Linked DNA regions of Homo sapiens: region 1 is linked to region 2. Evidence: chromatin loops called from intact Hi-C (ENCODE). Cell type or tissue: CD14-positive monocyte. All regions are shown on one strand. Links, peaks and the distances in the headings refer to the core of each region. The heading gives the core; the rest is flanking DNA. Region 1 has its middle 66 kb from the start of CTSL. Region 2 overlaps DAPK1 (death associated protein kinase 1).

Region 1 (15,393 bases), core at 4,688-12,687, 79 kb after region 2:
AACTCTTCTATTTTAGATCTAATACTATACCATGGACATCTTTCTTTGTCAATACATTTAGAGTTTTCCATTGTTGACCCTATCATAATTCATTTAACAATCTCCTTTTCTCTTCTTGATGAGTATTTCAACTTTTTTATGTTTCATTTACAAATAATACTGTACTTTATATCTTTGCATGTGTATCTTTATAGAGATGTGCAAATAGTACTATAAAACTAATTTTTTGAAATACATCTACTTGCTGAAAAAATGTGATTTCATTGTGTGCTCCTACCTGTAGTGAATTAGCATGTGCATTTCTTCACAACTTACTGATTAACTCATTTTATAGGCAAAATGTGATGGAATTTGCTGCTGTAATTTCCATGTCCTTCGCAGGGAGAGTTCTAATTTCAACTTTATTATTATCATTAATTCAAGATATTATTTCTTAACAATGTTAATCATCATTGTGATCATTACCACAAATAATAGATGCTAGCAATAGTCAACCTGCATTAAGAAGCCACATCCCATGCACTTTCCACACAGACTTGATTTGATTCCATTCACTCCTCACAACAACCACGTGAAGAAAGAATCACGAAGCAATTGTATAATTGAAACACAAAAGGAAAGTTACTTGTGTGCCCTTGGTCAAGTAATTTGAACAGTCTGTGCTTCTGATCTTCCCATAGAAAAATATAAATAATAATATATTCATTATCTACTACATGCGGATATGTCAGAAATTAAAGAACTGTATATCTGCAAGGCATTTTATGCCACCTATGCATTGTTCATTGATTATATAGTGTGTCTCATGTTTCAGCGTGCTGGGAAGGATGGATTATAAGACAAAGACTGAGAAAATGCAGAATTTGGTGCAGGGTTTGATGGGGGCCAGCCCCTCCACACTTGTGGGTGTTTCTCGTCAGTTGGGATGAGAGACTGAGAAAAGAAATAAGACACAGAAACAAAGTATAGAGAAAGAAAAGTGGGCCCAACGGACTGGCGCTCAGCATGTGGAGGACCCACGCCAGCACTGGTCTCTGAGTTCCCTCAGTATTTATTGATCACTATCTCTACCATCTCGGAGAGGGGGATGTGGCAGGACTATAGGGTAATGGTGGGGAGAGGGTCAGCAGGAAAACATGTGAGCAAAGATCTCTGTGTTACAAATAAGTCTAAGGAAAGGTGCTGTGCCTTGATGTGCACATAGGCCAGGTTTATGTTTGACTTTACACAGACATCTCGGTGCATTAAGGAGCAGTATTGCCGCCAGCATGTCTCCCCTCCAGCCATAAGGCGGTTTTCTCCTATCTTAGTAAATAGAATGTACGATCGGGTTTTACACCGAGACATTCTATCCCCAGGGACGGGCAGGACACAGATGCCTTCCTCTTATCTCAACTGCAAAGAGGCCTTCCTCTTTCACTAATCCTCCTCAGCACAGACCCTTTACAGGTGTCGGGCTGGGGGATGGTCAGGTCTTTCCCTTCCCACGAGGCCATATCTCAGGCTATCACATGGGGAGAAACCTTGGACAACACCTGGCTTTCCTGGGCAGAGGTCCCTGTGGTCTTCTGCAGTGTATTGTGTCCCTGGGTACTCAAAATTAGAGAATGGCAATGACTTTTCCCAAGCATACTGCCTTCAAACACATTTTTAACAAAGCACATCCTGCAGAGCCCTAAATCCATTAAACCTTAAGTCAACACAGCACATGTCTCTGCAATCACAAGGTTGGGGCTAGGGTTACAGATTAAACAGCATCTCAAGGCAGAAGAATTTCTCTTAGCACAGAACAAAATGGAGTTTCTTATATCTACTTCTTTCTACATAGACACAGTAACAGTCTGATCTCTCTTTCTTTTCCCAACAGGGTTTCCAGTGGAAAAGACATCTTGTTTCCTAAACAACAATTGGCCACACACTGGAGACACATAACCTGCCTATGAACTGGAGAATCCTATTGAAATCTTAGAGGAAGTTTGAGATTTTCCTCAGATAGGTGTTTACTATTCAAGTTGGCACGAATAGGTTTTGTTAAAACCCATTTTCTTTCTATTCTGCCTCTATCTGGTACAAGATAGAACTAAAGAGGATATAAAGCAGCAAGGTACAATTTGAAATCAAATGGCAACAATGGAAGATAATGGTCTTGGTTCAACCCAATGCCCACCTGAAATCACTTTTATTAAGGACGACCAACTGGAACAAAATTGTATATTAGTCTTCTCATGATAATTTCAAGTGTGTTTTGATTTGAGAATTTCTTTATGAAAGTCTTCAAAAATCCCACCTCTTAATCCATGGAATTTTCCCTGGAGTCTGAAAATTCCCCAAATCTTTGGAGACTTGATGGTTATTCACTGGTCAAGGGCTCTATAAAAGTGTTCTGGGGAGGTTGACTCAGTGGTCAACAGAGGCCCTTCCAAATCTTCAGTCTGATTCTGGGATCCCCAAGGAGACCTGGAGCCTTTCTCAACATCTTTTGATTGGAAAGAGCATGTGCTTCATCCTCTGTTGCAACAGAAATAGCCATTGTGAAACTCTTTGGTGAGGTGCAATGAGTTTATTCAACCACGTGTGGGCTGGATAGGCTCAGATTTACAGGTATGTTTGAGCTCTGTTTCATACTCAAATGTACACATCCAACAGATGACTGGATCAATTGTACTCTTCATCTTCCTAGTATTCTGGGAAGCATCAAGTGCAGTGTCATCTTATCGAGGAGGCTCTGCAGATGCTAAGTGGTGGGGATGAGGATCACGATGAAGACAAATGGCCCCATGACATGAGGAATCATCTGGCTGGAGAGGCCCAGGTGTAGCAGTTATGGGATGTTACTTCACCAAACAGGTGATGTTTCACACCTCAGAGCAACACAGAACGTTTTGACTGTCAGTGCCTAGTCACTATTTACAATCAGAGCCAAAAAGGCTTCTCTGAAGAGGAAGAAACTTTTGGAAAACATTGCCCCTGTAGGCAGACACTTCATGTAAGAGACACAGCTGCTTGCCTTGGTTGAGGCTGCTACCAAAACTGCTACCACAACTCCCACCCAGTTGGTAATCAAAGCAACAGAGAGATGGAGCCAGAGCCTGAATCAGATCATAAAACAACCAAACTCATTCACAAGAGTCTTAGCTCTTCAATGGTATTGTTCCCACCTCCTGCGGAAAGGTCTGGACATTTTAACATAAATTGGCTGTGGAGTTAACAAGAATGCAGGTTAGCTTTTCCTTGATTAATAAGACATTGCTGACATTTGACTACTTTTGACCTTCGAAATAGCCATTTCAAGTCATTCAATGTAATACTAGGTTTAAGTTTCATTTTACTCCAAATGTATCTATATGCACATAGATAAATACTAAAATAAAGATAAGCAAATTCCTAATATTTGCTTCCTGGAAAACTCATCATTACTCTTTTATTACCTTCCATTTTCAGTCTAGGTGAGGAGAAAATAAGCACTTTATGAGCTTTCTAAAAATTAAGATTCATTTTGAAAGTTTAAAATTAACATAACAAGAAACAAGAAAAAAATTAGTTAAAAATTAGAATTTTGTACATAAGGGATTTTTTTTCTATAGAAGCCAAAATCTGACATTTACATATATTTCTCTGGACAACCAGACTCTACTGTTTCAGATCGGCGTGTAGCTGGTGGCCAACTCTGCTCCATGGATAGGTGTACCGTTGTGACCACTTTTTGGAATGTGATTTTTTTTTTTCGGTAAGGAGTGTACCTTTCAGTTAGCAAGGGTACACTCACTGCCTCTCCAGACTCCCGTCAGCATTCATGGGCACTTTCTTGCAGGCCCCTCCGCCCCAGCATTTCCATTTTCCACCTCTGTCCTAGATGACACTGATGTCTCATGGCTCCTCCTGTGATGTGATGAAATCTTCTGAGTCAAGGACTGAGGAGGGGAAGCCACGCCCCCTCCATGGAGTCCAGCTATGGCCCCTCTTTGTTCTCAGATGTGAGCATCAAGAGAGGCACACCAGGAGCAGAAGCTGAGCCCTCTTAGGGCCCATGAGATGCAAGGCAAATCAAGATCTCTTTCTATCTCAAATCATTGACTTTTTCAAAAGTGTAGAAGTTGCTGATATTTAGAGTTTGTGAGAGTGTGCAGGAATGAGTCCTCTTGTTTACTGTTATAAAGGGATGTGATATTCTTGTCTTTGGACTTGGAATTGTTCATTATTTTTAAGGGAAACATTCCCAGCCCCAGCAAATCCATTTTCATCTCATAAAAATAGTCATAGAAGTATAAATATTAAATGTCACATATTCACAGATTTTTAAATAAATCCAGGTGTTTATCAATAGGGAAAATTTAATTATGATTCCATCGGTATAAACATGGAAATGTATCCTTCATATGCCACTGAGAGCAAAAAGCAAATTCCAGAACAATGTACATAGTATGATCCCATTAAAAGTCAAAATAGAATAAAATAACTATGTCTATGTATTTTAATAGGTGAACATAGGTTTATATACAGAGAAAGCCTAGAGGCATATGTATTAAAATAGTAACCATTATCTTTGCAATGGGAAGGAATGGGAACAGTGTTGGAAACACTGATTTTTACTTTATGTTTTATTTTGTGAATCAGTTTTTTTATTTTGGCAAAAATTTTTTATAATAGAAAATAAAGTCACATAATTTAAATCCCTATCTCCAAAATACAAGAAGGTGGACAGTAAAAACTTTTTATGCACTTCAGTCCCCAGCCCACCCGTACAACATGTATTGTTAGTTTCTTTTTATTATTTGTGTGTGTGTGTGTGAGATGGAGTCTTGCTCTTGCTGCCCAGGTTGGAGTGCAATGGAGTGATCTCGGCTCACTGCAACCTCCGCCTTCAGGGCTCAAGTGATTCTCCTGCCTCGGCCTCTTGAGTAGCTGGGATTATAGGTGCCTGCCACCACGCCTGGCTAATTTTTTGTATTTTTAGTACAGACAGGGTTTCACCATGTTGGCCAGGTTGGTCTCAAACTTCTGACCTCAGATGCTCCGCCCGCCTTGGCCTCCCAAATTGCTGGGATCTATTGTTAGCTTCCTGGTGTCCTTCTAGAATTTATTTATGCACCTGAGAACAAACACATATATGCCTTCGTATTCTCTCTTTTTCTTTTCCACAAAAAGTAAAACATTATTTGCTGGTTGACATTTTATTTTTTCCTTCATATTTGTTACTTTTTTATTGTTTGGAAAATTTTTTTTTACAATGCTCTATATTTCTTTAAAATTAAAATAAATGAGAAGTGTTGGACCTTAGGTGGGAAAGAGTTGCAACTGTATAGGGAGAGGCTACTCCACTTTCACAAAGATGATGGGGCCACATCAAGCAGTTGGGAAGCTAAGCAATGTTTCAAAAGTTGAAACAAAAATAGTTATTCAAGCTGAGAACGGCATATCAGTGGATAATGAATTTGCCCTCTGTGTATTGATTTTGCTTTACTTAGAAACATCATTCCCCACCTCTAGGCAGCGGGTCTTGCCTCCTCTTCCTGAAACACCTCTGTCAAAGCCCTCCTGTGCTCCCTCTTCACATCTGCCCTTAATCATTGCAGGCACCCAGAGCACAGGGACAGGGCCGGGGAGGATGTGGCAGAGGCAGCACTGGGAGAGACCAGCCATTCCATGGTTTCCAGCTTTGGGGTCTTGGGCAGGTTGCACACCTCCCCTTAGCCTGTTTCATTACTCAGGAAATGGGCATAACAATTCTACTTTCCTCACAGGATCGTTGTGAAGATTAAATGAGATATGTAAACATTTGCATGTAGTAGGGCTAACCTATTTTTTTTGAGACGGAGTCTCGCTCTGTCCCCCAGGCTGGAGTGCAGTGGTGCGATCTCTGCTCACTGCAACCTCCGCCTCGCAGGTTCAAGTGATTCTCCTGCCTCAGCCTCCCAAGTAGCTGGGACTACAGGCACCCACCACCACACCCAGCTAATTTTTGTATTTTTAGTAGAGATGGGTTTCACCATGTTGCCCAGGATGGTCTCGATCTCCTGACCTCGTGATCCACCTGCCTTGGCCTCCCAAAGTGCTGGGATTACAGTCGTGAGCCACCGTGCCCAGCCAGTAGGGCTAATCTTATACCCCTTTATTATGGGGTCAAAGATAGAATCTTTCCAGAGGTGTTGGTTATTTAAGAAAATATTTATTCAAGGATTTGATGCACAGGTAATCTCACTTATTTCTTTCTTCCCATGAGCCAGGTTACCAAATTGGTGAAATTAATTATAATGTTATTGTGGTGGGTAAGCATATATGTTAAAAGCGAAGATACAGTTCCTTATATTATTGAATTATGCTCCCAAACTTATCAAATTAGGTATACATGTCTTGAGACTGTTTCAATAGGACCTAAAATATAACCCATTGTATTTTGTGTTTGACCTATAATAATAGGGATATAGGGAATGCAAATTACTACACATATAATGGAAAAATAGTGTGGAGATTCCTCAAAAAATAGAACTACTGAATAATGCAGAGGTCCCAGAACGGGTTCTATCTTCAAAGGAATGAAAACCAGTACATGGAAGAGCTATCTTCACTCCCAGGTTCACTGCAGCCCTCTTCACAATAGCCAGGATACAGAGTCAACTTTAGTGTTCATGAACAGATGAACGGATGAAGAAAAGGTGACGTATATACACCATGGAATACTATTAAGACTTAAAAAAGAAGAAAATCCTGTCATTTGCGTGAAATGGATGGACCTGGAGGAGATTGTGTTAAGTGAAACATGTCAGGCACAGAGAGACAAATAGTGCATGATCGACCTTATATGTGAAATCTAAAAAAGCTGAACTCATAGAAGTAGAGAGTAGGATGGTGTTTGCATGGGACTTGTGAGTGGGTCGTTAAGAAGGTATTGGTCAAAAGATGTGAAATTTAAGATAGACAGGAGGAATTTAAAAAACAGATAAGAGAGGCCACACAGTCATCATTCAGTAAAGAATGTTGAGGTCATTTTGTAAAAAGGTCACACCTCATTGGAGGTATTGATAGGACTCTCTCTGGCAGAAGCAGTCCTCCACAGGAACAATAACATGGTATTTGTAAGGTTTGACCTTCTCACGCCAGTGGTGCTTTGGGAGCTGCAGCACCTGCTCAGGATCCTGGGTGGTGGCTGGAAATGATATCCTAAAGAAATGATTTCCTCAAAGGGAAATGAGCTCCTGTTTTCCAGAGTGAAAGTTCCTCCCTGGACACTGGGATCTGCAGCAGCTTTGAGTGACTAAATGTCTTTCTAGAAGCCTTTGACTCACTGGGTACCGTGGAGTAGGGAGTGCCTGCAGGATGTAGGGCCTCTCCAACATCATCCCAGAATCAGCCTGTGTTTCCTGGGCTTATTCCCAAGTAGGTGAGGGAGGCCAGGTGGGGATGGGTGCAGGTTCTCAGGGCTTCCTTCCAGTGTGAGAATCAGGGCACAACTTCTTGACCTCTCTAAGCTCCAGTTTTCTTATTCTGTGAAGAGGAATGAGAAGAAACTGGTTGGCTTATAAAACCTGCTGATGCTACACTCACAGGGTCTCAGCAAATAGACAAAGATGTAAAGATGTGTGGTGCCTGATGCTCCCTTGAGGTGGATGAAGAGCAGGGAACCACACGGTGCTGATGTCTGCCTATAACTGAGCCATGCTTCCCTCATGGATGCAAATCTCTGCAGGGCTGGGAGGACAAACAACATTCTCTTATGAGTGTTATTTTTAAGGCCCAAAGAGAAGGCTGATTCAGCCTCAAGAGTAAGGTTGGCTACCCTCCTCCATCTGACAGGATACAAGTTGAGGGCAGTTGAAATGATTCTGAATAACAGTGGGGTGAGTCTCCTTCACTATTTGCTTCCCTCCTCTGAAAAATTTCTTCCTAACATGCTCAGTACTCACTTCCTGACGACTGGTACCTACATTTGCCTTGGTCCTAGCTTTTCAGATTGCAGAATCCAGATATGTTCTTTGGAACAGTTCATATCTTCTACAGGTCTGAGGCTTCACTGAGTCCTAGACAATTTCCTTAAAGGAAATTGTGAGAAAAACTATTGAGATGGCTCTTCCTTCCCAAACATAAAGACAGAGAGAGAGAGAGAGAGAGAAAGTTGCTGCTTTGCTCAACAGCATCTGCTTGGTGAAGAGCCTCAAGATCTGACTCGGGCCTCCCAGCTCTTAGGAACCCATTCTCCACTGGCAGGGGTGGCGTGTTTACCCTGTTTTTCATGGAGGAATTGGACCACAAACATTTGGGGATGTTAGGTTGAGAGCTGGAAAACCCCAAGCCTCTGGCTCAAAAACCCAGAGCTTGCTAGGAGCACTTGCAGGATACGCCCGTGTCCTGTCACCTGCCTAAAGAAGCCTTTCGGGCCGGGCACAGTGGCTCACGCCTGTAATCTCAGCACTTTGGAAGGCTGAGGTAGGTGGATCACCTGAGGTCAGGAGTTCGAGACCAGCTTGGCCAACCTGGTGAAACCCCATCTCTACTAAAAATACAAAAATTAGCTGGTACGGTGGTGGGCACCTGTAATACCAGCTGCTCGGGAGGCTGAGGCAGGAGAATTGCTTGAACCCAGGAGGCAGAGGTTGCAGTGAGCCAAGATCACACCATTGCACTCCAGGCTGGGCAACAGAGTGAGACTCTGTCTCAAAAAAAAAAAAAAAGAAAAGAAAAGAAAAGAAAAAAGACCTTTGGGTGCTTGTCAGCTTCTTGGAAGTGAAGCCAGACCATTTCCTTGCTCAAGCCAAAGAGCTCATTGACTCAAGGAGCATCATAGCAACTGGGCTGCATCTAAAAGGGAAGAATCAAGGGCGTGATCCACAACCAAGGCCTGAGGAAGCAGGGCCCATAGTTGACCTGCACAGTATGAGTCATGACCCATGTGCTGGGGCTCTAGCCATGGGCGGTGCCTCTTGCCATTTCCAGCTTCCTCCTGCAGAGGGTGGGTGTTAACGGTCTTCATTGCTCATAACCTTCTCAAAGGCACGAGTTTCGGTTTCTGCCTTCCCTGAATCAAGTCTTCTACATTGCAGTTGCTGTAACAAAAACTATTAGCAACAACACAGCACTACAGAAGCAAGCTCCTTGCTAACAGTGATTGCTGATGACATTGTCTTCTAGAGACCACTCTAGTGGCTCGGCAGCCTTGGTATAGAGCTGATGATAAAAACTTTTCCTGCTTTTGCCAGTCATGAGGAGCATTTCTTTGTCTAGATAAGGGAACTGAAACCCACTGGCCAGCCAGAATATACTCAAAGCAGTCATTGGGATACGAATCCCACCATCATCTCCCATGTTATCCCTTTTGTTACCTTTAAATATGGTCCCATTTACTCAGGACCAATATTCCCTTATGTGGAGAGCAGGACTAGTGCCCTTGAGTTACTTACGGTGACTCATCTTTGAGTGGGGAATGTGTTAGTATTTTCAGCAAATGTTAAGTGTGATGAAACATTTGCTGAACTGTCTCCCCGTTTCGAAATAAGCTAACAGCACTCAGGGGCTCTATTTACAGCAATTGGGTGGAGTCAGGAGTGGGAACGCATCTTGCACTGTCACCTTGATTGACAATAGCTCTGACCTGTGGAGGATGGTCAAGTCCTGTCTCCTATAACGTGGGGCAGTGATGGGTCAGGGTCATGGCTCCTGCATTTGGGTGAGGCCTTCTCATCACTTTTAGACAAGCAAGTTCAGGGTGACCGCAGGCCTCCCCACTTCCATCAGTATCCTCCCAACTCCCCCTGACCTCTCTCACGAAGCTCCCCACCAATTCAGAGATCCAGTCCTGAGGGGCTAAAAGAAACATTCATTAACCTGTCTAGAGAGTCATGAATAATTCATGAATTACATTGAATTCATCCCTAGTATAACTATCTTCAGAAATTCAGACTTGGTAACCCGGTAGCCCCCTTCCTCAATGTCTTTCCAAGGCCCCAGGTGATCTCTCTGTTCCATACATAATGCTTTACACAGCAAAGTGCTTCTGGGGGTGGGAGCCCGCTGACCTTCCCTGGAATCCTGACTGCAGGTTCTGTTTAGAACATGGGGTCTCATTTTGAGAAGCTCTTGGTATTTATCATTCACAAGAAGTTCACAGGCTCCAGAAAACACAGGACAGCATTCAGGGAAAGAGAAGTGGTAGAGACGGAGACACCTGGTCAGTGTGGCCAGAGCATCCTGGGGGAAATGCACTGAAGGACAGCAGGGCAAATGCACGTGGGTGGCTGGGGAGAGGAGCAGTGCAGATGGCAAAGACACTGTCCAGACAACCTCCCAACTCAAGAGAAGGGACTGAATCTAAGAGGAGAAGAGGAGGGATGAGACAAGATGCTGAGGGTGCCACAAAGTCAGAAATCATTTGAAGTCAATGAAAGTCAGACACCTATAGATGTGACTGTGGTTTGCTGATAGAAGAAACAATGCTGGCCATATGTATTAAATACATGGATATTACGGGAAAGAAAACATCTTTTGAGGCTAGACTTAATTTTCCTTCTATCTGAACAAGGGTTTGCTTATGATTTATACTTTACTTACATTTTTCAGCTTTGTAATAAGTTGAGCTGGTTGATATAGTGTGCAAGATATTTACAAAAACAACAGAAAAAGAATAAAGTCCTTAAAAAGTCTCAACATGAATTGTTTCTGCAGGGCAACTAGGAATTTCCACTCCTGTACCAGAGAGCCACAGATTTGTCTGGACTCCTTAGGGGCCACAAGGACACTGGCTCTGATAATTCAATGGACTACGAAACAAAACAGTGGCTTGCAGTGCCACCATTATGCTTCCAGTCCTTAGGTTTTCAGGGGAGATAGTATTCATTTATTCTACAAATATTTATTTAGGATGTATGTGATGTCAGGCAAGTTATAAGCACCATGGTTGACAGGCAGAGACAGACAATAATCAAATGAACAAATAAAGAGTAATTAAGACTGCTGATTTTGGAATTAAATAGTTCTGAGAATAAATTATGGTTCAGATTCTTCACAGGCATGTAACTTTGAGCAAGTCTCTAAAACTTATGGAGCCAACATTTCCTCACTTGTAAAAGGGGAATTAAACTGCCTACCTCTGTGGGTATTTTGAAGATTAAAGAGATAAGTGTGGTTACCAAAAAAAAACTCCAGAATAGAGCTACTATTATTCTTCTTAAAGGTGTTTTGGAATCTAATAGTGCCCCTATCTCATGGAAACACCACTGTTGGGTCTTGCCTTAAGACATACCACTGAAGATTTTAGGCAGAATTGTCAGAAAACACAGGAAAGTAACAGGGCGTGTGATAAGCTCTTGAGACCTGGGAGGTCTTAGAACAGAGACGGACAGATAGGGACACGAGGCTGTAAACATGACCTGAAGCCATGTCAACAGGCTGCCTCTGCTGAGCTCTCTTCTGTGGTTCGATGTAGGGTTAAGAAGTTCCTGTGCCCTTGGGATTTCCTAGCCAAACCAGCTCCCATCCTCATTGCTTTCTCCCCTGTTGTTTCTGCTTTTTGTGCCCCCAGATATGTATGATGCACTGAAAGAGATCAAAGGATTTTAAAAATCAACTGATTTTTAAAATTCTGACTTAAGACAAGGATTTTAACAACAGACATGCAAATAAAAAAATCAATATTCAGCCATAGGTCAAATAGTCTATTCTTCCCAAATAGACTTCTGTGTCCACAATGGTCCTGAAAGTCAAGCTCTGAAGACGGTAAAACATTCTCCAAACGCAGGAGCCAATTTGAAAACCTCCCCTATAAGCTGAGAGGTCAATGTTATCAAGAAATTAATTGTTCCTGGCCTAGTGCGGTTGGAGGAAGAGAGGAGAATAGTTGTCCCCAAGACTGCGAGAGGGGCAGGAGTTTCTGCAGGAGGCCGAGGGCTGTAGCCTGCTTGCACTCATGCCTTGGTGGCTGGGCTTAGAGCACATAGGATCTGGATTATTTCCACAGCCAGGCTTGGCATGGAGGGTGGGGAGGCAGGTCAGACATCTTGAAGTGACCAAAGGCAGCAAAAGACAGACTGCTCAGAAGACCCCAGGACGCCTCACAACCATGGGGAGGAGGAGTGGCTCCCTGAAGAATAAAAAAGACTAGATTTTTTTGGGTGGCATTTAATCCAAATTTGTTTTAAAAAGATAAAGGAATGTGGTAGTTCTGGGAAGTTGTGGTGGAGTAACTGAGCTCAAGGGCAGCATGGGTGAAACAGAAAGGAGCTAATTAGTTCCTTTCTAATGAAATACCAGGAAATGAAAGGAAATGACAGATGATTGATGAGGCCTGGAGAATTTAAGTTTACAATTTCTCCTTAGGCTTGTGCTGTAATTCCCATGGCCATACTTTAATGTCCAGTTCTATTCAGGCACTAGCAAGGATAAAGGTTAACAAACATAGAAAAGAAAGTGTCAGAGTCTCTTTGATGGGTTAGGGCATTTTCACTCATCGGTCACGTGCACTCAGCCATGGGGTAATGCTTCCTGGCTGGTGACCTTCTTTCCCACACCCCATCCTCCTCCCCCATGAGTTCTCTACATTGCTGTTACAGAGGTAGCTGTTCTTGGCTGATGCCTTACAATTTGCATGGTGGAGTGTTCAATGAACTCAGAGGGATCTGCATAATCTAGGTACAAATCCCATCAAGGCTGAGACAGACAGCATTCCTAGAATAATCAAGACTTAGTGCCCAGGATCACCCATCCAGAGGCTTTGCATAGGGTGGACAGACACAGCCCTGAGGGCCCACAGCTTGAAGAGTTGAGTGCCGGCTAAAATTTGGGCCCTGCAGGATCTCCCTCCAGGCACCACTCTGCAGCCTACAAAGTTTGCAAGGACTGACAGATAATTGGCTGCAGCATGCAAGACCCAGAGCTCACCCCTGCTTTCTCAGAGCTCACCTTCTAGAACACTCTGGGAAGGCAGAAGTCAAGGCTGGCTTGCCACATTCACACGCTAGAACCAGGTACCTGGATGCACCCTTGTTATGCTCACCAGTCTCCCAGGCTATCACCACTGTTCTTGGGAAAGCTCACACTATTGGTGGGCCCAACTTGTTCTTGTACTCTGTTTGTTGTTGTTGTTGTTGTTGTTGCTGTTGTTTTGAGACGGAGTTTCGCTCTTGTTGCCCAGGCTGGAGTGCAATGGCATGGTCTTGGGTCACTGCAACCTCCACCTCCTGGGTTCGAGTGATTCTCCCGCCTCAGCCTCTCGAGTAGCTGGGATTACAGGCACACGCCACCACGCCCAGGTAATTTTGAAATTTTAGTAGAGATGGGGTTTCTCCATGTTGGTCAGGTTGGTCTTGAACTCCCAACTTCAGGTGATCTGCCCTCCCTGGCCTCCCAAAGTGCTGGGATTACAGGCATAAGCCACCGCACCAGCCTCTTGTACTCTCTCCAAGGGGTGGCAAGTTTTTCTTACTCACCTGCCTATTGGGAACCAACTTAATATTTTTATTGTGGTAAAATAGACATAACATAAAGTTGACCATTTTAACCATTTTTGAGAGTACAATTCAGTGGCATGAAGCTCATTCCCATTGCTGTGCCACCATCACCACCTTCCATCTCCAGAACTTTCTCTTCAACCAAAACTGAAACTCTTAACCCATTCAGCACTAACTCCCCACTCTCCTCTCCCTAGCCCCTTAATTGTAACAGGAATGAAGATAATAATAATGTTCATTTCTTGTTGACTTTCTTATTGGTAACCTGTCCTTGATTCAGCCAGAAGTAGCCTTCATCTTGGGAACTGTTAGGATTATTAAAGGATAAATGGAAAGTAAAAGAGTCAAACGTTCAGAGTTTAAATTCCAAAACACAAGTTTTGAGCCCCTGGCTTTCAACAAAAAACAAGGCTCTATACAGACAGGTGAAATGTCCTTCCAAATTCCAACAGGCTCCTGGGAAGCTGGGTGGACACTCAGGATGGCCTGGCTCCAGGTCACCTTGCCTTGCGCCACTGTCTTTAGGAGTGAAAACAATCTGTGAGCAGCATCATAGCTGGGCTAACAAATAGTGGAGCGAGTATCGTGGAGGAGGATTCAAGGCTTCTTTATAACCTGGAAGACAGAACAAGGGACGAGAAATACAGGTAGCAAGTGTCAGCTCACGTAGGAATTAAAATCTGCTTTTCCAATTCTCCATCCCTGGGACTGTTTGAGCAGACTGCCTGGCCCCTGTGTTTCATGGTGGGTGATGCTCTGGATGAACTGAGAAACCTCCCATTTCCTCTTGACTCTTAGATCCTGTGCCCTTATTTTAAGAGCAACCAGAATGACTGTGTTTCCTAAAGTGTGGCCCTCCCGCAGGGGCCTTGGGTAAGTTTCAGTGTTCAAGGGATGGAATAAACATGGTCATGAAATATGTCATGAGATGGGGCCTGAGGGCTTTCCCTGCACTTCTATGCATAGCAAAGAGCAAAGGCTCTTGAGCAAACAAAACACAGCAATAAACCTTTAGAGTCATGTGGCCCATGGTGAACTTATCACTAGTCCAGGGAAATGGAGGAAACAGAGGAACACTGGGTGGTTATTTTTCCTAACATTAAATTATTCCATTGAAGGAAATTACCACTGTTCTACCACTATAACTTTCCTAGTTTTGTTAGTTCCCTTCCCCTCCCCTCCCCTCCCCTCCCCTCCCCTCCTTTCCCCTTCCCTTCCCTCTTTCTCTCCTTTCAGGGTACTATAATTGGTGACAGCATTGGATAGTTGTTGCTTTCAACTGTTCTGTTAGTTTTATGGAAGGGTAACTTAAAATGTCACTGGGAAAAGACAGATAAATCCACAAGTAGGAACATTCTACAAGATAACTGGTTTTGCATTTTTGCTCTATGGCTGGGTTTTTAAACCGCACCCCAGTGTTGAATGTCACACAACTGGAGCAAAGCCTCCTATTTTGGGTCATTTCTTCCAGGAATCACTTGCTGGGGGGTTGAATGTGTTCCTTGAATTATGATTACCCTCTGTGTCTGCGCACACATTCTCTGCCTTAGGTCCCCCAAACATTGTCTCCATGAGAACACCTTACTGCCTTTTCTCAATGGTTTTTGCACCCAGGAGGCCTGTTTGGAGCTGGTAACTCCACACCGCATGGAAAGCAGCCATCCTGAAGGCTGCCAGTAATAGCAGGTTAGTACCAGGTGCCCAGGGGGAGCGAAGAGGGACCCAGTCACCCAGGGCAGCGGGCACTGCACTCCAAAACTATCAGGCACTGGAAACAAAAGCAACACACAAGACAAAATGACAGCTTCTAAGGTGAGCCGAGAACTGCAGTTCAGAGCGTCACTTGAGGCTGTACGTGATTGTCACATGTCTGGAAATATTATCAGTAGTTGGCCCATTTCCACACTGCCTCCCAAGGCTCATACCACCTCCAAGAACTGGAATTTGGGACAGATGTGAG
Region 2 (15,393 bases), core at 4,557-12,556:
TGGGCAGGAAATTACTGTGTGGTCACCGGTGGGGTCAGAGCCTCCAAGTGAGGGAGTCCAGGGCGATGGCCACTCTCCAAGAAAGGAAGCAGAACTCTTCCATAAAGGGAAAGTTCCTTCTGTTTTTTGTCACTTTTTTTTCCTTTCTTTTTATTTTTTTAAGAAATAAACACAACCAAAAAGCTAAAGTCCCCTTGGGCCATCATCTCTGGTCTCACTCCTCTCTCCCCTTCTCGGAGGCCAACTATTATCATGGCAGCATATCCTTTCAGGCCTTTTCTATGTGTGTGTGTTAAACATTCACATAATGGTATAATAATAGAATGTTCTGACTCTTTTTTGAAAATGTTCTCAAGCCTTTAGAGAAGTTGCAAGGATAGTACCATGAACTCTCATATAGGCTACATTTATTTATTTTTTTAATTAATTAATTAATTTTTTTTTTTTTTTTTTTGAGATAGAGTCTCACTCTGTTGCCAAGGCTGGAGTGCAGTGGCACAATCTCGGCTCACTGCAGCCTCCGCCTCCTGGGTTCAAGTGATTCTGCCTCAGCCTACAGACACAAGCCATCACACCCAACTAAATTTTGTATTTTTAGAAGAGACAGGGTTTTACCATGTTGGCCAGGCTGGTCTCAAACTCCTGACCTCAAGTGATCCACCCGCCTCGGCCTCCCAAAGTGCTGGGATTACAGGCATGAGTCACGGTGCCCAGCCTACTACATTTAAGCTGATCAGTTGTTGACATTTTGCTACATTTGCTCGATTCCTTTCCTTTCTATTTATTTACTTATTTATTTTGCAGACATGATGACATTTCTTCCCTAAATAATTTAGCCTATATCTCCTAAGGAGAAGGATATTTTCCCACATAACCCAATATAATTGATGATTCCAGAAACATAACATTAATATAGTACTATGATTGAATATATCATCCTCATACAAGGGTTTGCCACTGGTCCCAATAATTTCTTTTAAAGCTATTTTTATTTATGTACTTATTTTGGGATTCAGAATCCAGTCTAAAATCACTCATTGCATTTGGTTGCCATCTCCCATTTTTTTTTCTTCTTTCATTTCGCTGGCCTTTTTGAAGACTTCAGGGGAGTTGTTTTTCAGAATCTCTATTCTGACATTTTCAAGCTGCTTTTCTCCACTCGGTGTTTGGTTTTTGAGACGCATCCACGTGGAATGGCCTTGGGTCACTCCTTAGAGCATCTGCTCAGCCTCTGTTGCCGGCATCAGGCCCTTTAGTGCTCTAAGTGGCTGGTGCACCTGGCCAGGGCTCTGTCCCTAAGCGTGACTTTCTGTTGTCCCCCCGCAGATCAACATCATGCAAAGTGAAACAGTTCAGGACGTGCTGCTCCTGGACCCCCGCTGGCTCTGCACAAACGTCCTGGGGAAGTTGCTGTCCGTGGAGACCCCACGGGCGCTGCACCACTACCGGGGCCGCTACACCGTGGAGGACATCCAGCGCCTGGTGCCCGACAGCGACGTGGAGGAGCTGCTGCAGATCCTCGATGCCATGGACATCTGCGCCCGGGACCTGAGCAGCGGGACCATGGTGGACGTCCCAGCCCTGATCAAGACAGACAACCTGCACCGCTCCTGGGCTGATGAGGAGGACGAGGTGATGGTGTATGGTGGCGTGCGCATCGTGCCCGTGGAACACCTCACCCCCTTCCCATGTGGCATCTTTCACAAGGTCCAGGTGAACCTGTGCCGGTGGATCCACCAGCAAAGCACAGAGGGCGACGCGGACATCCGCCTGTGGGTGAATGGCTGCAAGCTGGCCAACCGTGGGGCCGAGCTGCTGGTGCTGCTGGTCAACCACGGCCAGGGCATTGAGGTCCAGGTCCGCGGCCTGGAGACGGAGAAGATCAAGTGCTGCCTGCTGCTGGACTCGGTGTGCAGCACCATTGAGAACGTCATGGCCACCACGCTGCCAGGGCTCCTGACCGTGAAGCATTACCTGAGCCCCCAGCAGCTGCGGGAGCACCATGAGCCCGTCATGATCTACCAGCCACGGGACTTCTTCCGGGCACAGACTCTGAAGGAAACCTCACTGACCAACACCATGGGGGGGTACAAGGAAAGCTTCAGCAGCATCATGTGCTTCGGGTGTCACGACGTCTACTCACAGGCCAGCCTCGGCATGGACATCCATGCATCAGACCTGAACCTCCTCACTCGGAGGAAACTGAGTCGCCTGCTGGACCCGCCCGACCCCCTGGGGAAGGACTGGTGCCTTCTCGCCATGAACTTAGGCCTCCCTGACCTCGTGGCAAAGTACAACACCAGTAACGGGGCTCCCAAGGATTTCCTCCCCAGCCCCCTCCACGCCCTGCTGCGGGAATGGACCACCTACCCTGAGAGCACAGTGGGCACCCTCATGTCCAAACTGAGGGAGCTGGGTCGCCGGGATGCCGCAGACTTTTTGCTGAAGGCATCCTCTGTGTTCAAAATCAACCTGGATGGCAATGGCCAGGAGGCCTATGCCTCGAGCTGCAACAGCGGCACCTCTTACAATTCCATTAGCTCTGTTGTATCCCGGTGAGGGCAGCCTCTGGCTTGGGCAGGGTCTGTTTGGACTGCAGAAGCAAGGGGGTGATGTAGCCCATCCTTCCCTTTGGAGATGCTGAGGGTGTTTCTTCCTGCACCCACAGCCAGGGGGATGCCACTCCTCCCTCCGGCTTGACCTGTTTCTCTGCCGCTACCTCCCTCCCCGTCTCATTCCGTTGTCTGTGGATGGTCATTGCAGTTTAAGAGCAGAACAGATCTTTTACTTTGGCCGCTTGAAAAGCTAGTGTACCTCCTCTCAGTGTTTTGGACTCCATCTCTCATCCTCCAGTACCTTGCTTCTTACTGATAATTTTGCTGGAATTCCTAACTTTTCAATGACATTTTTTTTAACTACTATATTGATTGTCCTTTAAAAAAGAAAAGTGCATATTTATCCAAAATGTGTATTTCTTATACGCTTTTCTTTGTTATACCATTTCCTCAGCTTATCTCTTTTATATTTGTAGGAGAAACTCCCATGTATGGAATCCCACTGTATGATTTATAAACAGACAATATGTGAGTGCCTTTTGCAGAAGAGGGTGTGTTTGAAATCATCGGAGTCAGCCAGGAGCTGTCACCAAGGAAACGCTACCTCTCTGTCCCTTGCTGTATGCTGATCATCGCCAGAGGTGCTTCACCCTGAGTTTTGTTTTGTATTGTTTTCTGACAGTTTTTCTGTTTTGTTTGGCAAGGAAAGGGGAGAAGGGAATCCTCCTCCAGGGTGATTTTATGATCAGTGTTGTTGCTCTAGGAAGACATTTTTCCGTTTGCTTTTGTTCCAATGTCAATGTGAACGTCCACATGAAACCTACACACTGTCATGCTTCATCATTCCCTCTCATCTCAGGTAGAAGGTTGACACAGTTGTAGGGTTACAGAGACCTATGTAAGAATTCAGAAGACCCCTGACTCATCATTTGTGGCAGTCCCTTATAATTGGTGCATAGCAGATGGTTTCCACATTTAGATCCTGGTTTCATAACTTCCTGTACTTGAAGTCTAAAAGCAGAAAATAAAGGAAGCAAGTTTTCTTCCATGATTTTAAATTGTGATCGAGTTTTAAATTGATAGGAGGGAACATGTCCTAATTCTTCTGTCCTGAGAAGCATGTAATGTTAATGTTATATCATATGTATATATATATATGCACTATGTATATACATATATATTAATACTGGTATTTTTACTTAATCTATAAAATGTCGTTAAAAAGTTGTTTGTTTTTTTCTTTTTTTATAAATAAACTGTTGCTCGTTGCATTAGTTTTTTTGATCTTTAATTCAAAAGGATTTCTTTTTACTTGTTGTGGTTTTACTGTTGTCACCCCACATAGCAGGACAACCCAGTCCAAAACCTAGAAAATCATTACACCTCAACTCTCAGGGTTATTGAGATGCCGATTATTACTCAAATTAGGAATGGTGTGGGAAAGTGAAAAGAGTTCAGATAATTTTCACATTTCTTCCCATTGTAAATAAAACAGGCCCCTTAGATTTTTCTCGGGTGAACCAAAAAACCAAACTGACTCTTTTAGTTTTGGCAACAGGGAACAGAGGAAGCTTTGCGACTTCTACACAAAAATGATGGGGATGGCACCAGGAGGAAGAGAAAACCTACAGCAAAAAGACCTTCGTGCCTTTCTTACATTTATAGTTCATTTATGTTTCAAGCAAGTTGTCCACAATAAACATGATTAACTTTCATAATGAGAAAAGAAGTCCTGATGAATAAAATTAAAACTAGACATAGGTGTGTCTACAAAGGATGAGACTGAAAGGGAAACTGTGGTCGCCTTAAGGAGCGGAAACTCCTTTTCTTGTCTCAGCTCCTTCCTGAGTGTTGGCTTCACTCTCTCCTGCTTCAAAAGACTGCTTCCTATAGCGGCAGGTAAGCTAAAAACCAGAGAGAAGGGGTTTGTCTCTTGCAGCATCTATATGTAAAATCCCAGAGTGGGACTCTGATTCGATTAGCTTGTGTCACATAGCTATCCCTGTGCAAATTTGGAAAAGACAGAGTTACTAGGATTGGCCTCATCACCCAATGAGCTGTTGGGGGAGAAGCAGTTCTCCCCAAGACTAGGGTTCTGTTAGTAGAAGAAAGGTGAGGGAGGATGCTGGGGAGACACATTTGAGTTACTGCAAAAGTCTTAATACTTTTTTTGAGAGAGAGGGCTTGGCTTCTGTGACCCAGGCTGTGGTGCGGTGGCATGATCATAGCTCACTGTTGCTTCAAAGTCCAGAGCTCCAGCAGTCCTTCCAACTCAACCTCCTGAGTAGCTAGGCCTGCAAGGGCACACCACCGTGCCTGGCTAATTTTTTTTTTTTTTTTTTAAGGAGATGATCTCACTATGTTGCCCAGGCTGGTCTCAAACTTCTGGCCTCAAGTCATCCTCCCACCTCTGCCTCCTGAAGTGAGAGGATTACAGGCATGAGCCACAATACCCAGCCAGTGCTTTTGTTTTATGCAAGTCCTAGGACAGGCACCTGTTCATATGATTGTGGGGTCCCCGGGCTCCTGAAATGTTGGGACCACAGTCAGGAATCATTGCAACCCAAAGGTCAAGAGCTTAAGGATCACTCAACTCACTGCCCCATCTTGGGAAATGCCCTGGGGCACTCTTCAGGGGGCAGTTTGGAGTCTGTACCAGGAGCTTCTGTACCAGGAGCTCTGGTCAGGCTGAAACTGGCCACTGCCCACTGTATGCAGCTGGCTCTCTCCCCTGCAGGTGGGAGGAAACAAGACCATAGCTTACCTCCTGTGTCCATAGTGAGAATCAAAAGGTGCAAATTCTAGGAGTCAGAAAGAAAAGCCAATCATGGGACCCTGTCTCTTAGAGTTGCTGTGAAATGCACTCAGTTGCCATGTTCCTCGTCACCTCTTTACTATAGTGTAACAGCCTCTGGGTACCACGTCCAAACTTGGGCCACCTTGGGGTGCCTGAGGTCTCCAGTGTGGACAAAAGTATCCCAGGGACCCAAAGCCAGTACGGTGTGGGCTTGAAGGCATTTGTGGGAGTTGCAATGGGTTCCAAAATCTCAACCCCTACACCTTCTAAAAGGAATCAGAACTTGGTGGAAATTTTGCTGGTCTATTTTGTAGAAAAGCTGTTAGGGTGACAACTACAGGATTCACAAAAATCATAAAACTATATTTGGCCCTGTCGCTGTTCAGAGTCCACACTGGTCTTACTAAGCCCTGATAGAGTGACCACAGAAAAGTCACTCCAAAGTGAGGGGCCCAGCGTGGCTGTTCTTGCATAAACAATGGCTAGATAATAGCCGGGCTGTAAAACCAAGAGGGAAGTGCGCAGATCTGAGCTTAGAAGTGGAAGCTTTCATTAAGAGTAAAAAGATGGGCCAGGTGCAGTGGTTCATGCCTGTAATCCCAGCACTTTGGGAGGCGGAGGTGGGCAGATCACCTGAGGTCAGGAGTTCAAGACCAGCCTGGGCAAAATGGTGAAACCCTGTCTGTGCTAAAAATACAAAAAAATTAGCCAGGCATGGTGGTGTGTGCCTGAAATTCCAGCTACTTAGGAGGCTGAGGCAGGAGAATCACTTGAACCCAGGAGGCAGAGGTTGCAGTGAGCTGAGATCGCACCACTGCACTCCAGCCTGGGCAACAAGCGCAAAAATTACGTCTAAAAAAAAAAAGAATAAAAAGATGGAGGCGGGCGTGGCGGGTCACACCTGTAATCCTAGCACTTTGGGAAGCCAAGATAGGCAGATCACTTGAGGTCAGGAGTTCGAGACCAGCCTGGCCAACATGGTGAAACCTTGTCTCTACTAAAAATACAAAAAAATTAGCTGGGCGTGGTGAGGGGGCGCCTGTAATCCCAGCTACTCAGGAGACTGAGGCAGGAGAATTGCTTGAACCCGGGAGGCAGAGGTTGCAGTGAAATGAGATTGCTCCATTGCACTCCAGCCTGGGCGACTGAGCGAGACTCCATCTCAAAATAAACGAATGAATGAATTAAAAGATGATTTCAGTTTTGCAAGATGAAGAAAGTTTCTGGAGGGCATGGTGATGATGGCACAACAATATGAATGTATTGAATGCCACTGATCTGTGCAGTTCAAGTTGGGTAAAGTAGTAAATTTTGTGTTTCTCTATATTACCACAGTTTTCTTTAAAAAAAAAAAAAAAACTAAAAAGATAAAGCTGAAACCTAAAAATGTCCAGGTAACAATAAAGCTGGCAGAGTAATGTACAAGACTACCTACTGTATTTAGAGCAGCTCAGCCAAGCGGAGCCCCCCAGAAAAGGGGAACAGGAAAAGGGATTGATTGCTTTTTAAAGAATTTAATATTTGTTATTTCAAAAAAAAAAAAACTTTAAAGTGGTCCTCAGAGGGGGAAGAAGTGAGAGTTCTGTTTGGCTTCTTTCCTCTTTTGATTGGCAGAGGGTTTTGTTTTTAGTTTGAATTCGTATTTGAGACCCAGCGCCACAGTCTTTGCAGGACTATGCATTCCTGAGAACTTAAACTGAACTGTTTATGAGGAATAGTGTGAGGGTGAGGGCCCAGCCCTGGCTCACTGAGTCCTCAGGGCTCAGCTCCACAGCTGCCTGAGGAATTTGCTCTCAAGGGCAATCTTCAGCGATCTGGAGCATAGCTGGGCTTTGGGTGGCAACCTGAGGGTGAGGTCAGACTGTAGCATCACAACCAAAAGTCACATGCTGATGACAGGCTCCAAATCCTCCCAGCCCAGGGCCTGGTGGCTTCCAGATGTTGACTCAGGACAGGAACCGCTTGTCTGCCCTAAATGAATGCCATGGCCAGAGAGGGTGGACCAGGGGCACCTCTGACAGGGAGAGTTAAGGAGCAGTGAGCTCCCTTCCACCTCCGCTGAGCAGAAAGGAACCCTGGAAATACCTTCAGGACAGACAGCTGCTGATCTCTTCCTGGAAGCGCTGGGCCTCAGAAGCTTGCTGGTTCCTGCCTATTTGCTCCCACGGCAAATTCTTGATTCTTTATCAGAAAGGAGGGAAGAAGTGTGTGGGTGTGAGGGGGAAGAAGCCACAGGAATGCCCACAGCAGAGGTCCTCGGGGACGCTGGGCTATCCCTGGTGGCAACACTCTTGGGGCTGGTGCTGGGTGAGGACGGCCTCCCAAGCACCCTATGCTGTGACTCCAGCCCCCAGGATTCTCCTCAGGGTAGAGAGAAGGAGCTCAGGTGAGCTCTGGATGAATGATACCATCTTTTCCATTGAAATCACAGAATTTTACAACTAAAGAGAACTTCCAGATGGTTTGAGTCAACCGCACTCTGGCAGCTGGAAGCAGAGATGAAAAGATTCAGGCAAAATTACACAGTTCAATTATTAACAATTCAGACTAAGCATCAGGCCATCTGACCCCAACTGAGGGCCCCTCATCCTATTCTACTAAGTATATTACACTGCAGTCTGTATGTGTGTGTGCATGTGTGTGTCATGAGAGTACACGGATATGCAGGTGTATGCATCTGTATTTTGTGCATAAATGTGTGCATTTGTGTACATGTATATTAATGTATGTGCGTGTGTCATGTGCATATGTGTAGCAGAGTTAGTGTGCATATGCACATGTGTATATGTGTATTGCGCATGTGTATACACATGTATATATGGGGGTAAGTCTGTGTCTTTGGTATGTGCATATATGTGTGTGTGTGATGTGTGTGCATGTGTGTGTGCTTTGTGTGTGTGGTGTGTGTGCATGTGGTGTGTGTGGGGGTGTGTGTGGTGTGTGTTTATGTGATGTGTGTGTGGTGTGTGTGTGAGGTGTGTAGGGTGTGTGCGTGTGTGGTGTGCATGTGGTATGGTTGTGTGTGGTGTGTGCGTGTGTGGTGTGTGTGTGGGGTGTGCGCATATGTGTGGCATATGTATGTGTATATGTGTGGTGTGTGTTGTGTTTGGTGTGTGTGGTGTGTGCATGTGTGTATCTGGTGTGTGTGGTGTGTGTGATGTGTGTATGTGCGGTGTGTGTGTTTTTGGTGTGTGGTGTTTGTGGTGTGTATGTGTTTGGTGTGTGGTGTGTGTGTTTGGTGTGTGGTGTGTGTGTGGTGTGTGTGTGGGGGGGGTGTGGTGTGTGTGTGGTGTGTCGTGTGTGTGTGTGTCATGAGAGATTCTTAGGCCATAATGGCTTTTTTTTCTGACCAAGAGACTTGATTCTTGCTGATTCAGCCATGAGTGTGCATTTCCCACAATCAGGGTGACTAACCAGGACATCCGGAGAAGTTTCTTCCTCTCTGCCTCACCCATCCCACTCGCTCCATCCTCAAAGCGGACACTCAGATGCTGGGGCTTCTGCCCCAGTGTGTGACCCCACGGGAGGTTTGCAGAGTCCTCAGGTTGCGTCACAGCCAGCGTTGATGAGCATCATCCTGTCTTCCAAGAAGGCAGGCCAGTCACCCAAGAATGAGCCAGAGCTGCTTCTGTAAATCACGAGATTCTGTGACCCAGATTAACATGGAAGGAGAAACCAGCAGCTGCTGCCGCCGTAGGCACAAGTCAGCAACTTCAGTCCTTCTGAGGCTGGCCCTTCCTGGCCATGGGCTGCCCTTTCCCTTTGGGGTAATTTGAGGCAATGAAAGTTTTTATTCCCTTTGGTTGTATTTTCTAGACATGTTTTAATGTAGCTGAAATCATATGAAGTGTTCAATTTTATACCCTGCTTTTTTTAAACGGAAGATTATGACACAGCTTTTTTACAATGTTATTAGAAGCTTTTCAGAAACATTCCTTTTAACGGCTGCAAAATGCTATAATAATATTGTCATATCCCAATTCCCTACTGTGAAACACTCAGGCGTTATTCCCTGTTGAAAACAAAGCTGGGCTAAACATCTTTATGCACATTTTTTTCTGTATTTCGGACTGGACATGATATATGTGGCTTTTTGGGCTGTCGGCACATAACAATTAAAATCCAAAAAGAGAAAACATTAATTGCTGAGCAAAACTTTGCATTTATGTTGCACTCTATCTGGTTTTCTTTTCTTCCAGAAAAACATTATTTTATTAATCAATGGCTAACACACTTTATAATAATTTTTACCAAATTTTTTGCTACATATAACAGCTTTTATAATCTTACTCTTTTAGCAAGAACGGAAAAAATTCATTCTTTCCACCATCACAAGAGATTAATTACTCAATAATTACATTTATTACCAGTTTAGAAAACTTTGAGCTTCAAAACCCATTACAGGCAATGTCATAAATTTTAAAGATTACTGTCAAATCTGGTGAACACTCTATCAAGTTTAGTTTCATTTGATTATACATAAGCTGTAAGATTTTCTGACATTGCAAGTTTAATTGTCTAGTGACTTATTTTAAATGCTTTTTAATGCCAACACTCATTATCCAATTGTCATTCATGTCCTTCTCTGCCTGGCTTTATGGGCTGAATTTCTGTGCAGGTGCCTTTTGCTGAGAAGGCACCCTTCCCAGTGCTCTGGGCCATTCTCTGTGTGGTTCCATTGCTATCCCGCTCCAGGTACCAAAGGATTTGGCCTCCAAACTCTGCTGCCCACCTTGGTGGTTGGACACATACTCCTGGAGGACCTGGAGTCAAAACAAGCCACATACATCCTGCTGACATGGAGAACAGCCAGCTACTGAGCAAACATGCAACACTGGTGATATTGTGCAATGTTCCCAGCTGTGAATTTATCTCATTGTTTTCACCCAGTGACATTTTTATCTTATCCCTCCATAAGCCAGGCAAAAGTACACTAAACGCTTGAATAGATTCTCTCTTGTCATTTTGGAATTACTATTTTCATTTTTTATTTGAAAATGAGAAATAAAAAGGAATCTTATAACTTCTCTCTGCCCCTTAAAGCTATTTTCAATAAAGAGTAGCTTTTTTTTTTTTTTTTTTGTGAAATGGAGTCTTGCTCTGTCACTCTGTCGCCAGGCTGGTGTGCAGTGGTGCGATCTCGGCTTACTGCAACCTCTGCCTCCCAGGTTCAAGTGATTCTCCTGCCTCAGGCTCCTGAGTAGCAGGGACTACAGGCACGCACCACCACACCTGGCTAATTTTTGTATTTTTAGTAGAGACGGGGTTTTACCATGTTGGCCAGGATGGTCTCGATCTCTTGACCTCATGATCCGCCCACTTTGGCCTCCCAAAGTGCTGGGATTACAGGCATGAGCCACCGTGCCTGGCCGCCTTTTTTTTTTTTTTTTTTTTTTTTTAACTGACTCTTAAACCTTGAGACGCCTTGCTATTGCCAGTGGTTCCCACACTTTGGGAATGTTATGAAATAGCAAACTTTTATAAAGAACATGGAGGACTGACACTCTGACACTTTGTTTTGCAAAGAACACAGAAACTACAATAACTATCCAATGCTGTCACCAATCATAGTGCCCCAAAAGAAAGAGAAGGAAAGAAAGAAATTAATAAATAGAGAAAAAAATTCCAAATGAAAAAAATTAAAGCAGCAAGGAAGGGCGGGGCACGGTGGCTCACGCCTGTAATCCCATTACTTTGGGAGGTCGAGGCGGGTAGATCACTTGAGGCCAGGAGTTCAAGACCAGCCTGGCCAACATGGCGAAACCTTGTCTCTACTAAAAATACAAATATTAGCCAGGCATGGTGGCACGCTCCTGTAATCCCAGCTACCGGGGAGGCTGAGGCACGAGAATCACTTGAACCCGGGAGGCAGAGGCTGGAGTGAGCCGAGATTGTGCCACTGCACTCCAGCCTGGGCAACAGAGCAAGACAGAGCAAAAAAAAAAAAAAAAAAAAAAAAAAAAAGCAGCAAGGAAGGCAAGGAAGGAAGGAAACAAAAGAGAGAGAGAAAGTGGGAAGGTTACAGTCCTAGAATAATTAACATTCCTTTCAATGGAATAACTTAATCTTAGGGGAAAAAAATTACCCAGTGCTCTTCATTTTTCTCCATTTCCCTGGAATTGTGAAAAGTTCACCATGGGCAACATGACTCTAAAGGTTTATTGCTGTGTTTTGTTTGCTCAGGAGCCTTTGCTCTTTGCTATGCATAGAAGTTCAGGAAAAGCCCTCAGGCCCCGTCTCATGACATATTTCATGACAATGTTTATTCCATCCCCTGAACACTGAAACTTACCCAAGGTCCCTGCGGGAGGGCCACACTTTAGGAAGCACAGTATTTCTGGTTGCTCTTAACATAGGGGCATAGGATCCAACAGTCAGGAGGAAATGGGATGTCTCGAAGTTCAGCCAGAGCATCACCCGCCATGAAATATGAGGGTCAGTCGGTCTCCGCTCAAATGGTCCCAGAGATGGAGGATTGGAAAAGCAGATTTTAATTCCTACGTGAGCTGACACTTACCACCTGTATTTCTCATCCCTTGTTCTGTCTTCCAGGCTATAAAGACGCCTTGAATCCTCCTCCACGATACCCGCCCCACTATTTGTTGGCACAGCTATGATGCTGCTTATGGATTGTTTTCACTCCTAAAGACAGTGGCGCAAGGCAAGGTGACCTGGAGCGAGGCCATCCTGAGTGCCCACCCAGCTTCCCAGGAGCCTGTTGGAATTTGGAAGGACATTTGCCTCTGTTTATAAAGACTGGCTTTTTGCTGAAAGCCAGGGTCTCAAAAATTTTGTTTTATTAATAGAAGCTAAACCCCAAACATTTGGCTCTTTTTCATTCCATTTCCCCTTTCACAATCTTAACTATTCCCAAGACAATGGATACCTCTGCCTGTATCAAGGGCAGATTGTCAATAAGAAAGTCAACAGGAAATAAACATTATTATTTCAAAAATACTATCCTTATCCATTTTAAATTAAGGGGCTAGGAGAAAAGGATATGAGGATTTACTGTTGAATGGGTTAGGAGTTTCAGTTTGGGATGAAGAGAAAGTTCTGGAGATGGATGGCGGTGATGGTGGCACAACAATGCGATGAACTTCATGCCGCTCTCAAAAATAGTGAAAATGGTCAAGTTTATGTTACGTCTATTTTACTATAATAAAAAAAAAATTTTGGTTTTCAGTGGGCAGGTGAATAAGGAGACCCTCTTGCCACCTCTTGGCAAGAGCAAGAAAGGAGATTGGAATATCAGCAGTGTGAGCTCTTCCAAGGGCAGTGGTGACAGCCTGGGAGACTGGTCAGCGTAGCAAGGGCAGGTGCAGGTCCCTGGTCCTAGAATGTGAGTGTGGCAAGCCAGCCTTAACTTCTGCCTGCCTAGGAGGCATCCTAGGAGGTGAGCCTTAGTGAGCAGGGGTGAGCTCTGTTTGTCCTGTATGCAGCAGCAGATTATCTGTCTGCTCATGCAGACTATGTAGATTGCTCAGAGTTGCTAGAGGGAGGGCCTGTGGGGCCTGAACTTCAGCCTGCACTCAGCTCATCAAGCCATGGGCTCTCTCAGGGCCATGTCTGTCCAACCCTTGCAAAGCCTCTGGATGGGTGATCCTGGGCACTAAACCTTGACCATTCTAAAATACTATTTGGCACAGCCTGGATGAGGTCTGTACATAGAGTGTGTAGATCCCTCAAGTTCCCTGAACACTCCGCCATGCAAGTGATGCAGAGAAGTCAGCTAGGAGGAAGACAAGGTGTGGGGAAGAACAGCACCAGCCAGGAAGCATCATCCCAAATCTGAGTTCATGAGGCTGATGAAGAGAATGTCCACACCATTAAAGAGATTCTAGCATTCCTTTTCTATGTTTGTCAACCTTTGTCCTTGTTAGTGCCTGAATAAAACTGAACATGAGAATGTGGCCATGGGAATTATAGTATAGGCCTAAGGAGAGGTTGTAAACTTCAGGCTTCATCAACACTTGACCATTTCCTCCCATTTTCTGGGAACTAATTAGCCCCTTTCTGTTTCACCCATGCAGTACCCCGGCTATTGGGCTTCATTACTCCAGTATGCTTTCCAGAACTATCATATTCCTTTAATCTTCTTGAAATAAATTTGGCTTGGATCGCACTCCCCTAAATCTAGTCTCTTTCATTGTCCAGGGAGCCACCCCTCCTCCCATGGTTGTGCAAGTGTCTCGGGGTCTTCTGAGCAGTCTGCGTTTGCTGCCTTTGGTCATCCCAACCTGTCTGACCTGCCTTCTCACCCTCCATGCAAGCCTGAGTGTGGGAATATTCCAGAGCCCACATGCTCTAAGCTCAGCCATCCCAGGTATGAGTGCAAGGAGGCTACAGCCCTCAGCCTCTTGCAGAAAACCCCTGTTGCTCCCCAAGTTTGGGAGGTGACTCTTCTCTCCTCTTTCTCCAACTCCACCAAGCTATGGACAATTAATTCCTTGATGACACTGACCTCTAGGTTCATAAGAGAGGTTTTCAGACTGGCTCCAGGAATTGAGAAAATCTTTTCCTCTCTCTTCAGCCTTGGCTTTTGGATCATTGTGAACTCAGAAATCTATCGGGAAAGTCTAATTCTGAACACTGATTCTTTTTTCTCTTTACATTCCTATTGTTAAAATTCTGATTATCTGTGAGAAAACAATATCCCTGTCTGTATAGGGGTGATGTCCTTGAAAAGGGAACACAAAAAAGGAAAAAAAATCATATTTGCACAATAAAGTATCACCCCCCTTGTGTTATATACACCACAGGTCTGCAGGCATGAGACTGAGGTCAGACTGTGAGTATTCTCCCCTCCATCCCACCCTCCACCTGCTCTGTGACCTGCGTCAGAACCCCAGGGACAAGATAAGATTTCTCCAAAACTCAATGGAGAGTCACAGAAAACAGGAAGTGCTTTTGAGGAAGTTTTGAATGGAAGCAGGAGGTGAGAGTTGGGAACTGTATGCTGGGAAATGACCTCTCGGCTGGGACTCTTGGGAGGGTGTGATGTCTTGGTTGCTGCTCCTGTGAACTGTGGAGAAGGTCAGGTTTAGCGTAAACTGTCCCCTGTGGTCCTCCTGCAATTCTCCTAATGACTGTCAGCCCTCAGTACCAGGGTCCCATACACCCCTGCAGCACTGCATCCCCATTTGTTGGAGTTCCACCTCCTGAGACCAAATCCTGGCTTCCTCACTGACTAGCCCTGTGCCCTTGGGCAAGCTCCGTAACCTCTCTAACCTCACTGTACTCATCTGTAAAATGGGGATGAGGGTTATTCTGATAATCAAATGCCATAATACACAACAAGGCGAATGTGGTGCTTGGCACGTAAGTCAGCAGTGTGTTCCCAGTTGACCACTGGTTTCAGGAGGCCAACAAGGACAGTGGGATTTTAGGTGAGTCTTTGGGTATTTTCCCCCCATTTGTCTTGCTTATCTGTATTATCTATGTTTTTCATAATGATCACTTGTTTTATTTGTTTTTCACCTAAAAAATTATTGAAAAATAACAGATGAAACTGCTGGAAGGATAAAAGGCTAAGGTCCTCTGAGAATCCTTGAAAACGGCCACCAGCAAGTTATTCATTAGAAATTTCAAAGGGAAATTTCCAAACCAAGCCACCTCAATGACAGGCTTAGTGCTCTAGGAACAAGGTGGAGGGGATGTGGGCCATTATTGTTTATAAGCCAGAGAGATGGTGGGTTACTTGCTCTATCTGGTAATTAAACATTCACATATTCTACATTTTTTAAATAAATCAATGCCTTTTTCATCAAATTACGAACAGGCCAGGACACTGAAGTTTGAAGGCAAATGTTCATTCCTGTCTGCTCCACATCTGGCTTTCCAGGACAACACAATGGTCAGTCCACTAAAAGTCAAGGAAGTCCTGATTTTTCTGGCTAGAAATCAAGAAAAGTCATTTTTTGATGTGCTTATTATGTTTCTGAGAATATGCAAGAGAAGAAGGAGAAAAACACAAGCCTTCCAGATGGGCCACTGCCGGTTAAGCTTGCATTTTAGGGAGAGGTGATGCCCACCTTTAAC

What was found. A loop is a pair of places that touch in the nucleus more often than their neighbours do. Peaks named below come from ENCODE experiments on the same cell type or tissue, not always from the same donor. Only the 100,000 strongest peaks of a DNase experiment are listed, where the experiment ranks them.
Region 1: it touches region 2 in a loop (3-fold over the local background); 9 of 110 quality-filtered maps call a loop at or near these places.

What each region holds. Positions count from the first base shown.
Region 1 is chr9:87,784,067-87,799,459 of GRCh38, forward strand. It overlaps the pseudogene CTSL3P. Among named protein-coding and RNA genes, the nearest start is that of CTSL, 66 kb to the left of the region's middle. RefSeq lists enhancers at 8,223-9,422, 9,348-9,642 and a cis regulatory region at 8,671-9,180. In CD14-positive monocyte, for the core only: a CTCF peak has its summit at 8,948; DNase peaks (open chromatin) are centred at 8,885, 9,455 and 12,465; H3K4me3 peaks cover 2,401 bases; H3K27ac peaks cover 5,217 bases.
Region 2 is chr9:87,704,806-87,720,198 of GRCh38, forward strand. DAPK1 (death associated protein kinase 1) reads left to right here. Exons shown (of 26, transcript NM_004938.4): 26 at 1,327-3,829. The coding sequence ends at 2,559. Among named protein-coding and RNA genes, the nearest start is that of CTSL, 14 kb to the right of the region's middle. RefSeq lists an enhancer at 8,582-9,781. In CD14-positive monocyte, for the core only: no CTCF peak of the experiment used is centred there; DNase peaks (open chromatin) are centred at 7,256, 8,846 and 10,176; H3K4me3 peaks cover 470 bases; H3K27ac peaks cover 1,979 bases.